Linked DNA regions of Homo sapiens: region 1 is linked to region 2. A link is an interaction called in ENCODE POLR2A ChIA-PET data of the cell type or tissue named here. Cell type or tissue: K562. All regions are shown on one strand. Links, peaks and the distances in the headings refer to the core of each region. The heading gives the core; the rest is flanking DNA.

Region 1 (4,399 bases), core at 214-4,213, 50 kb after region 2:
TAAAAAAAAAAAAAAAGAAAAAGAAAAAAAAGAGAAAAAAAAAAAAAGAAAAAGAAATCTAGAACCAATTAGAAAATACGTAAAATATCTTAGTTTTGGAGAGAGAGAACACAATAAAAAGCAGGTGAAGTCTTTCAAAAAAAACAAACAAACAAAACAAAACAAAAAGAAAACAAAAACAACATGAAGTAGAAGCCACGTCCCATTCCCATACTATCTCGCTGAGAAGCAGGACTGGTGGCCTTGACGTTAACACCACTGGCAGCGAAATTGCTGAATGGCAGGGGCCTTAGAGGAGTTAGGGCTCTGGCATGAAGATGGAGCCTGTGAGGGTGGAGAGAGGAGGGGCCATCACTTCCCTCTGCTCGCCACCCTGCTCCATCCTCACGCATCCCTGGCCCTGGGGATGCTTATGAGTTTCCAGAGACTCTTATGGAGAGAGCTAGGTTTCATTCCAAGCCAGAAGAGAAAGAGCTTTCCATGAAGAGGATGAGTGTGTGTTTGTGTGTGTGTGTGTGTGTGCGTGTGTGCGCGCGCACGCGTGCAGACGCACCTACACGCCCTGAAGTGGGTGTGTGTCCAGGGGGTTATTATCAGAGGGCCCAGCGACAGAGCCTGGGAAGCTTCTCAGCAATGGGGGTGCCGCTGGATGAGAATTGGGGATGGGGCTCAGAGCCTGGAAAAAGAAGAGCCTTCTAGCATTTTGCTTTCCGAATTGATTTAAGCTGGATCTATATTTCATTTATATCACTCTTTGCACCACCTAAGAAGAATAAATGTACTAAGAGAAGTAAAGACATTTCAATAAATTGGCTGGGCACAGTGGCTCACACCTGTAGTCCCAGCACTTTGGGAGGCCGAGGTGGGCAGATAACTTGAGGTCAAAAGTTCGAGAGCAGCCTGGCCAACATGCTGAAACCCAATCTCTACTAAAATATATATATATATATATACACATACAAAAATTAGCTGGGCGTGGTGGCAGGCGCCTGTAGTCCCAGCTACTCGGGAGGGTGAGGCAGGAAGATTGCTTGAACCCGGGAGGCGGAGGTTGCAGTGAGCCGAGGTTGTGCCACTGAACTCCAACCTGGGCGACAAAGTGAGTCTCCATCTCAAAAAAAAAAAAGACATTTCAATAAATTAAAATTTTAGGATTATATATACATTATGTATATTTATATATTATATATTAAAAATTATAAAAATATACAAAACATTTATATGTAATATATAATATATAAACTTATATAAAAATATAATATGTATAAAAATATATAGTATATATGTATTATATTATGTATAATGTATATTATGTATTATATATTAATATATTACATATTAATATATTATAATATATTAATGTATATTACATATTAATATATTATAATATATTATAATATATATATATATATATATTTTTTTTTTGAGACTGAGTCCCGCTCTGTTGCCCAGGCTGGAGTGTAAATGCATGATCTCGGCTCACCGCAACCTCCGCTTCCCAGGTTTAAGTGATTTTCCTGCCTCAGCCTCCTAAGTAGCTGGGATTACAGGCACGTACCACCACACCCAGCTAATTTTTGTATTTTTAGTAGAGACGGGGTTTCACCATGTTGGCCAGGCTGATCTCAAACTCCTGACCTCAGGGGATCTGACTGCCTCGACCTCCCAAAGTGCTAGGATTACAGGCGTGGGCCACCGCGCCCAACCAAAATTTCAGCATAATATACTAATGTTCCATTCTTCTGCAACATCCTGAGCCATTAAAAAGGGGACAGTGCGCAGTTTGCCTGATAAATCATGTTTCTAAAACAAGTCTCTATGCCCTTTTCTCCCTCCCAGCAGTCTCAGGATATTTATTCTTAAATAAATTTAATTTTTGGTGTTCTTAGAAGGCAAGAAAGCTTTGAATCATTTCTGCCACTGCTGTTTTCAGTACTGCATACATCTCTCTGTTCCTGCTACAGCCTTCCTTATGGAGAAGCTTGGAATTTGATAAAGAAGGAAAGTTTCTTGGAGCAACCAGGAGTTAGTAATGTCATAGGATTATCAGAGCCACAATATTATCAGTCAGAGGATCTTTCAGGCTGCAAAGAGCCTGCAGATCATGATTAGAGGGTGTGGAAGGACTAGACAAGTCCTGGCAGCACTGACCCTTTATCCCTCCTCTTGCACTGCCCCCCCTCCCCCCACAACATTAAATCCACCCACTGAAAGTCCCATGAGCCTTTGGACAAAGTTTACATTATGCCGTTGGAAAATCTGATCCTATTCTGGATCATTGGCTTGCATCCCTTCCTCATTTGCATTTTGTGTGTCAGATCACTGGATCCAAAATAATTTGGTTGAGAACAAGTTGATCCAAAACAATATTTTTGTTTAAACAACAAATCATTGCTAACTAAATGCATCATCTACTATTTGTATTTTCTTGTATTTCTCATTTGAATCCTCTTTATTCATTTAAGGCATATTAGGCTCACTCTACTAGTTTGACAATGTCTTTGGTCTTTTAATTTTGCAAAATTGGCTAAAAATAAATGTTTCCAATCACCTACTTATGTTTGCATAATTTATATGTATGGTGTGGGGGGTGGATACTAATTTTAGATACCTTTAAAGTAATTGTGGCACAAATACCAGTGGTACTGAGTTGCTTCTCCAGCAAAGTGAAGCATAAAGAGATATAAACTCCTTGACCATCCTGCTAGGGGAGTTTCAGAATCCTTCCAGGTTACTTACTTTCTTTCTTTATTTTTTTTTGTTGTAGAGATGGATCTCGCTATGTTGACCAGGCTGGTTTCAAACTCCTGGATTCAAGGGGACCTCCCACCTTGGCCTCCCAAAGTACTGGGTGTGAGCCACCATGCCTAGTGAGTGCATGGTTACTTTGGTTACTTTCTTTTTTTTCTTTATTCTTTTTTTTTTTTTTAAGACAAAGTCTTGCTCTGTCGCCCAGGCTGGAGTGCAGTAGCACGATCTCTGCTCACTGCAACCTCCACCTCCTGGGTTCAAGCAATTCTCCTGCCTCAGCCTCCTGAGTAGCTGGGACTACAGGCGTATGCCACCACGCCCAACTAATTTTTTCTTTTTCTTTCTTTTTTTTTTTTTTTGTATTTTTAGTAGAGACAGGGTTTCACCGTGTTAACCAGGATGGTCTCGATATCCTGACCTCACAATCCGCCTGCCTCGGCCTCCCAAAATGCTGGGATTACAGGTGTGAGCCACCGCACCTGGCCTAGATGGTTACTTTCTATGTGCTTGCCTTTGCAAAATAAGGAACGTGTTCTCTTTGGCCCTACCTAAATCTGAAGCCTAGCAGCACATTTACAGCTTTCCCCAGGGTAGTCTGGGAGGCCCTTCAGGTCGGTAGCCTGTGGAATTAGCATGGTTTGGTGCTCTCACTCCTCACGCTCTCCAGTAGCCAAGACAAGAGGCCCCTGGCTAGCTCTGGTAATGCACCTCCTGCTGGGAGGATGCTGACACCTCAGTGTTCATACTCTGGCTTAACCTTAACACTGTTGCCTCAGAATGCATCTCCTTGCTCATTCTCCTGAGATATAGGGACTGCTCTCTCTTTCTCTTTTTGAGCTTTTTCCAAAAGTCTTCACCCTTCATCACAAAACTATTCAGAATGCTAGGAAACAGGCCCTTGTTGTAAGCAAAACATTTTTATAGGAACACAAAGTTAATATTAGTATAAAACTGCACACGTGTGAAATAAGAAGCCTAAAATGTGAGCAATCTTAGGGTTTATGTATGTCATTTGTTAGAAATGTTAGAAATCTTTGCAAATAGCCAAACAAAAGGTGAATTCAGCTCTGGAATACAGATGACTTGAGAATGATGCTCATGAACACACGGAGGGTTTTTTTTCCAAATATGGAAGCAGTAGAATTGACTTTAGAAGTTAACTTTATTAACAACTTCAGTAGAACTCTCCTATAAATAGAAATAAAATATACTCAGTTCTCTGCCTCAGGGATGGTTCCCCTACTACCACCACTCCCAGAGAAATACATTTGGGAGAGTTTTAGGAGTCAGTACATTTTTCAGTACCCTTGAGGATGTTTTTCTGTGCAGAGGAAAAATTATTCGGAGATGCCTTGGTCTTAAAAATTAATATTTGATTTTAAAAGAGTTTTTAGTTCCACTTCATTCACATTCCTTCTAGCAAATTTTAACAATTGGCTAGGCATGGTGGCTCATGCCTATAATCCCAGCACTTTGGGAGGCCAAGACAGGCATTTTGCTTGAGCCCAGGAGTTCAAGACCAGCCTGGGCAACATAGTGAAACCGTGTCCTTACAAAAAAAATACAAAAATTAGCTGGGTGTGGTGGCATCCACCTGTAGTCCCAGCTACTTGGGAGGCTGGGGTGGGAGGATCACCTAAGCCCAGGA
Region 2 (4,399 bases), core at 163-4,162:
GGATTTGCTTTAATAAAATTTAATAACAAATTCCTGGAGTTTTTTAGAGAACAAAGTGAGAGATAGGAGAAACAATATTGGCAAAGTGTTTAATGTTTAAGCAAGGAGATGGGTACATGGGCATTGTGCTAGGCCTAATTATGCCCCCCAAACATGCCCACATTCTAATCTTCAAACCTGTGAACAAGTTACCTGACATGGCAAAAGGGGCTTTGCAAGTATGCGATGAAGAACCTTGAGATGGGAGATGATCCTGGATTATCCCAGTGAGCCCAGTCTCATTGGGTCCTTCCGAGAACCTTTACCTGCAAATGAGAATTGGAAAGAGACGTAACACTGGAAGGAAGTTCAGAGAGATTCAACCTGACAAGGATGTGGCCGCTGGTGCTGACTCCGGAGATGGAGGAAGGGGCCACAAGCCCAGGAATGCCACAGGTGGCCTCTCAAGGTGGAAAAGGCAAGGAATGAATGATCCTGCAGATGCTCAGGTGTCCTGCCATCACCTGAGTTTTAGCCCAGTGAGCCCCGTGTGGGCTCCTGACCTACAGGACTTGTACGGTAGTAAATTTGGGTTGTTTTAGGTCACCAAAGTGGTAGTAATTTGTTACAGCAGCCATAGAAAACTAATACAAGCATTTGCTATATTTCTCTCTATGTTTTTGTAAGTTTAAGATTTTTTTCTGCTGGGTGCGGTGGCTTACGCCTGTAATCCCAGCACTTTGGGAGGCCAAGGAGGGCAGATCACAATGTCAGGAGTTCGAGATCAGCCTGGCCAATATGGTGAAACCACGGCTCTACTAAAAATACAGAAATTAGCCAGGAGCGGTGGCATGCGTCTGTATTCCCGGCTACTCGGGAGGCTGAGGCAGGAGAATCACTTGAACCCAGGAGGTGGAGGTTGCAGTGAGCCGAGATCGTGCCACTGCACTCCAGCCTGGGTGACGGAGTGAGATTCTGTCTAAAAAAAAAAAAAATTGTAATAAAATATTTATTAAGTCCATAAAACATAAACCTAAGAAATACATTTTTAAGGTAATTCATTTACACCTGAAGTGTAATCTGACCAACCATAGAATTATACCATGCATTTTAATTTCCAAAAGAATTATATGTCATAAATCCCTTTTTAAAAAGCATTGTTGAGTATGGTTAGTAAAATAATGTTAATTTTCAAAGTCACAGATATAATAAAGCATCACGGATATAATAAAGCATGGCATGACCTATTCCTGACTTTATTTATTTATTTATTTTTGAGACAGAGTCTTACTTTGTCACCCAGACTAGAGTGCAGTGGCTCATCTTGGCTCACTGCAACCTCTGCTTCCCGGGTTCAAGCCATGCTCCTGCCTCAGCTTCCTGAGTGGCCGGGATTACAGGCACCCGCCACCGCACCCAGCTAATTTTTGCATTTTTAATAGAGACAGGGTTTTGCCATGTTGGCCAGGCTGGTCTCGAACTCCTAACCTCAAGTGATCCGCCCACCTCGGCCTCCCAAAGTGCTGGGATTACAGGTCTGAGCCACCGCGCCTGGCCCCATTCCTAACTTTAGAATTAGTTTATCTATACCGATTGTTATCAAAATCTGCATATTGACATGACTTTTAAGATGCTGACATTTATAAAGGTAATTTTCCTTCTAGCATATATTAATTTCAGGAAACAGATAACACAATTAATAAAATATATAAAACAGAATCGTTAAAGAAAATAATCTTCCCAAATATGTAAAAGTAGAATAGTTTAAAAAACAGTACCGAATATTTTAATGTAATTTCTAATTTTCAATTAATGAATATTAGGCATTTTCTATTATATGGATAAATTACCCACATTTTGTCAAATTTGCTAAAACAGTCCGGGCGCGGTGGTGCACACCTGTAATCCTAGCACTTTGGGAGGCCAAGGCGGGCAGATCACTGGAGGTCAGGAGTTTGAGGCCAGCCTGGCCAACATGGTGAAACCCCATCTCTACAAAGAATACAAAAAAATTAGCCAGGCGTAGTGGTGGGCGCCTGTAATCCTAGCTGCTCCGGAGCCAGAGGAAGAGGCAGGAGAATCACTTGAACTCTGGAGGCAGAGGTTGCAGTGAGCTGATATCGCGCCATTGCACTCCAGCCTGGGCAACAAGAGTGAAATTCCGTCTCAAAAAAAAAAATTGCTAAAACAGATAACATTTATTAAAGTCCATAGTTTTAACTAATTTTATTAGTTGACTTTTAATGCCATTAACCAATTTTTTTTTTTTTGAGACCAAATCTGGTTCTGTCTCCCAGGCTGGAATGCAGTGGCATGATCTCAGCTCACTGCAACCTCCACCTCCTGGGTTTAAGGGATTCTCATGCCTCAGCATCCGGGGTAGCTGGGATTACAAGTGTGTGTCACCATACCTGGCTTTTTTTTTTTTTTTTTTTTTTAGAGACAGGGTTTACCCATGTTGGCAAGGCTGTTCACAAACTCCTGACCTCAAGTGATCTGTCTGCCTCAGCCTCGTAAAGTGCTAGGATTACAGGCTTGAGCCACCACACCCGGCCTACTTGGGGTATTTGGTTTTGTTTCTTGAGACAAGGTTTCATTGTGTTCCCGGGGTGGCCTCAAACTCCGAGGTTTAAGTGATCCTCCCATCTTAGCCTCCTAAGTAACTGGGACCAGAGGTGTTCCCCAATGTGCCGGGCTAACTGGTTTTAATTCTACAGAGCACTCTTTAAATCACTGTTTCCTCTCTAAACATCTTCAGTTTCATATTGTACTTCACTGTCTTGTAAACTACTTTTCTGTGGGAGCAGCTACAGTGAATAACATTGTGGTATACATAGTGGTATACATGGTTGTGATATACATTGTTGTGTTGTGGTAACATTGTGGTATCTTTGCCGCCTTGTATTTAAAAAATCCTGGCTTACACTAAGGGAGCCTTGGAAACTCCCAATACTTTGGGAGGCCGAGGTAGATGGGTCACCTAAGGTCAGGAGCTCAAAACCCAACATGGCAAAACACCATCACTGCTTAAAAAAAGTAATAAAAAATTAGCCCAGTGTAATGACACACACCTGTAGTCTCAGCTCTCCTGGAAGCTGAGGCAGGAGAATCGCTTGAACCCAGGAGGTGGAGGTTACAGTGAGCCGAGATAGCGCCACTGCACTCCAGCCTGAGCAACAGAGGAAGACTCTGTCGTAAGAAAACAAAAAACAGGTGGGGCCTGGCTCCTCACCCACCCGTCAGCTCCAGGACTGCCCCTTCCTGGGCCAACTGGCCAAACAACTGGGAAGAGCCCCCAACTCCAACAGGATTATTTTCCCAGCAGGAGTTACAGATGCAGCCACAGATTGATGATCTGCCTTAACATGATCGGAGATGCTTTGTAATCTACTGTCCAGCTGAAAGCGCTCATGTTATGAGGAAGAAACTACAAATGATGTTCAAATCTATTTTAAACTATTTTGGGCCATTTTTATGTACCTTTGGGTTCAGGCATTATTTGGGGGTTTTTGTTTCCAAAGTAACTAAATAAAGTCATATTGCTTATTAAAAAGAAAACAAAAAACAACAAGAAAACTATATTCATTATCTTGCAGCTCCCACTGGTCAGGAGTCTGGGGCTTGGTTTAGCGGGTCCAGCTGCAATCCAGCTGCTCACCAGGATGTGGCATTGGCATCTGCATCTTCTGAGTCGTCTTCCACCTCTCTGGCTTTGGGATGAATTCAGTTCCTTGTGGTCATAGGTTTAGGCCCTCAGCTCCCAGAGCCACCTACCAATCTCAGCCCAGTGACCCTCTCCCAGCACAGGCGGTTGCTTCTTTAAGGCCAACAGGAGAAAGTGTCTGCTGCTGCCTCATCTTTCTCCAACTTCCATCCCTGACATCTGGACCCTGTTAACAGATGCAGGTGATTAGATCAGACTCACCCAAGATCATCTCTCTTTTGAATGGCTTAATACCAACTCATTAGGGGCCTTCATTACATCTGTGATATCCCTTCACTTTTTGCCAGCTTAGGCTATAGAGTGAGACACTGTGTCAAAAAAAAAAGAATTCTTTTATTTATAAAATTGTTTATTAGAAGTTTCCTTTTGATAGTGAGCTCTCCTTCTGCTTTTATTTTATTTTTTGAGACTGAGTCTCCCTCCGTCACCCAGGCTGGGGTGCAGTAGCCCAATCTCAGCTCACTGCAACGTCTGCCTCCTGGGTTCAAGCAATTCTCCTGCCTCAGTCTCCCGAGTACCTGGGACTACAGGCATGTGCCACCATGCCTGGCAAATTTTTGTATTTTTTAGTAGAGACGGGGTTTTGCCATGTTGGCCAGACTGGCCCACGAATTCCTGACCTCAGGTGATCCTCCCACCTCGGCCTCCCAAAGTACTGGGATTACAGGCATGAGCCACCATGCCCAGCTGCAATAT

Evidence for each region. ChIA-PET counts read pairs that join two places held together with the same protein. Peaks named below come from ENCODE experiments on the same cell type or tissue, not always from the same donor. Only the 100,000 strongest peaks of a DNase experiment are listed, where the experiment ranks them.
Region 1: POLR2A ChIA-PET joins it to region 2 with 6 read pairs; 5 of 35 experiments call an interaction of 5 or more read pairs at or near these places.

The regions. Positions count from the first base shown.
Region 1 is chr18:11,960,642-11,965,040 of GRCh38, forward strand. No RefSeq gene overlaps it. Among named protein-coding and RNA genes, the nearest start is that of IMPA2, 19 kb to the right of the region's middle. In K562, for the core only: a CTCF peak has its summit at 3,460; DNase peaks (open chromatin) are centred at 340, 580, 2,170 and 3,450.
Region 2 is chr18:11,910,558-11,914,956 of GRCh38, forward strand. LOC101927511 (a long non-coding RNA gene) reads right to left here. Exons shown (of 4, transcript XR_007066296.1): 3 at 3,638-3,869; 4 at 1-305. Among named protein-coding and RNA genes, the nearest start is that of MPPE1, 4.4 kb to the left of the region's middle. In K562, for the core only: no CTCF peak of the experiment used is centred there; no DNase peak of the experiment used is centred there.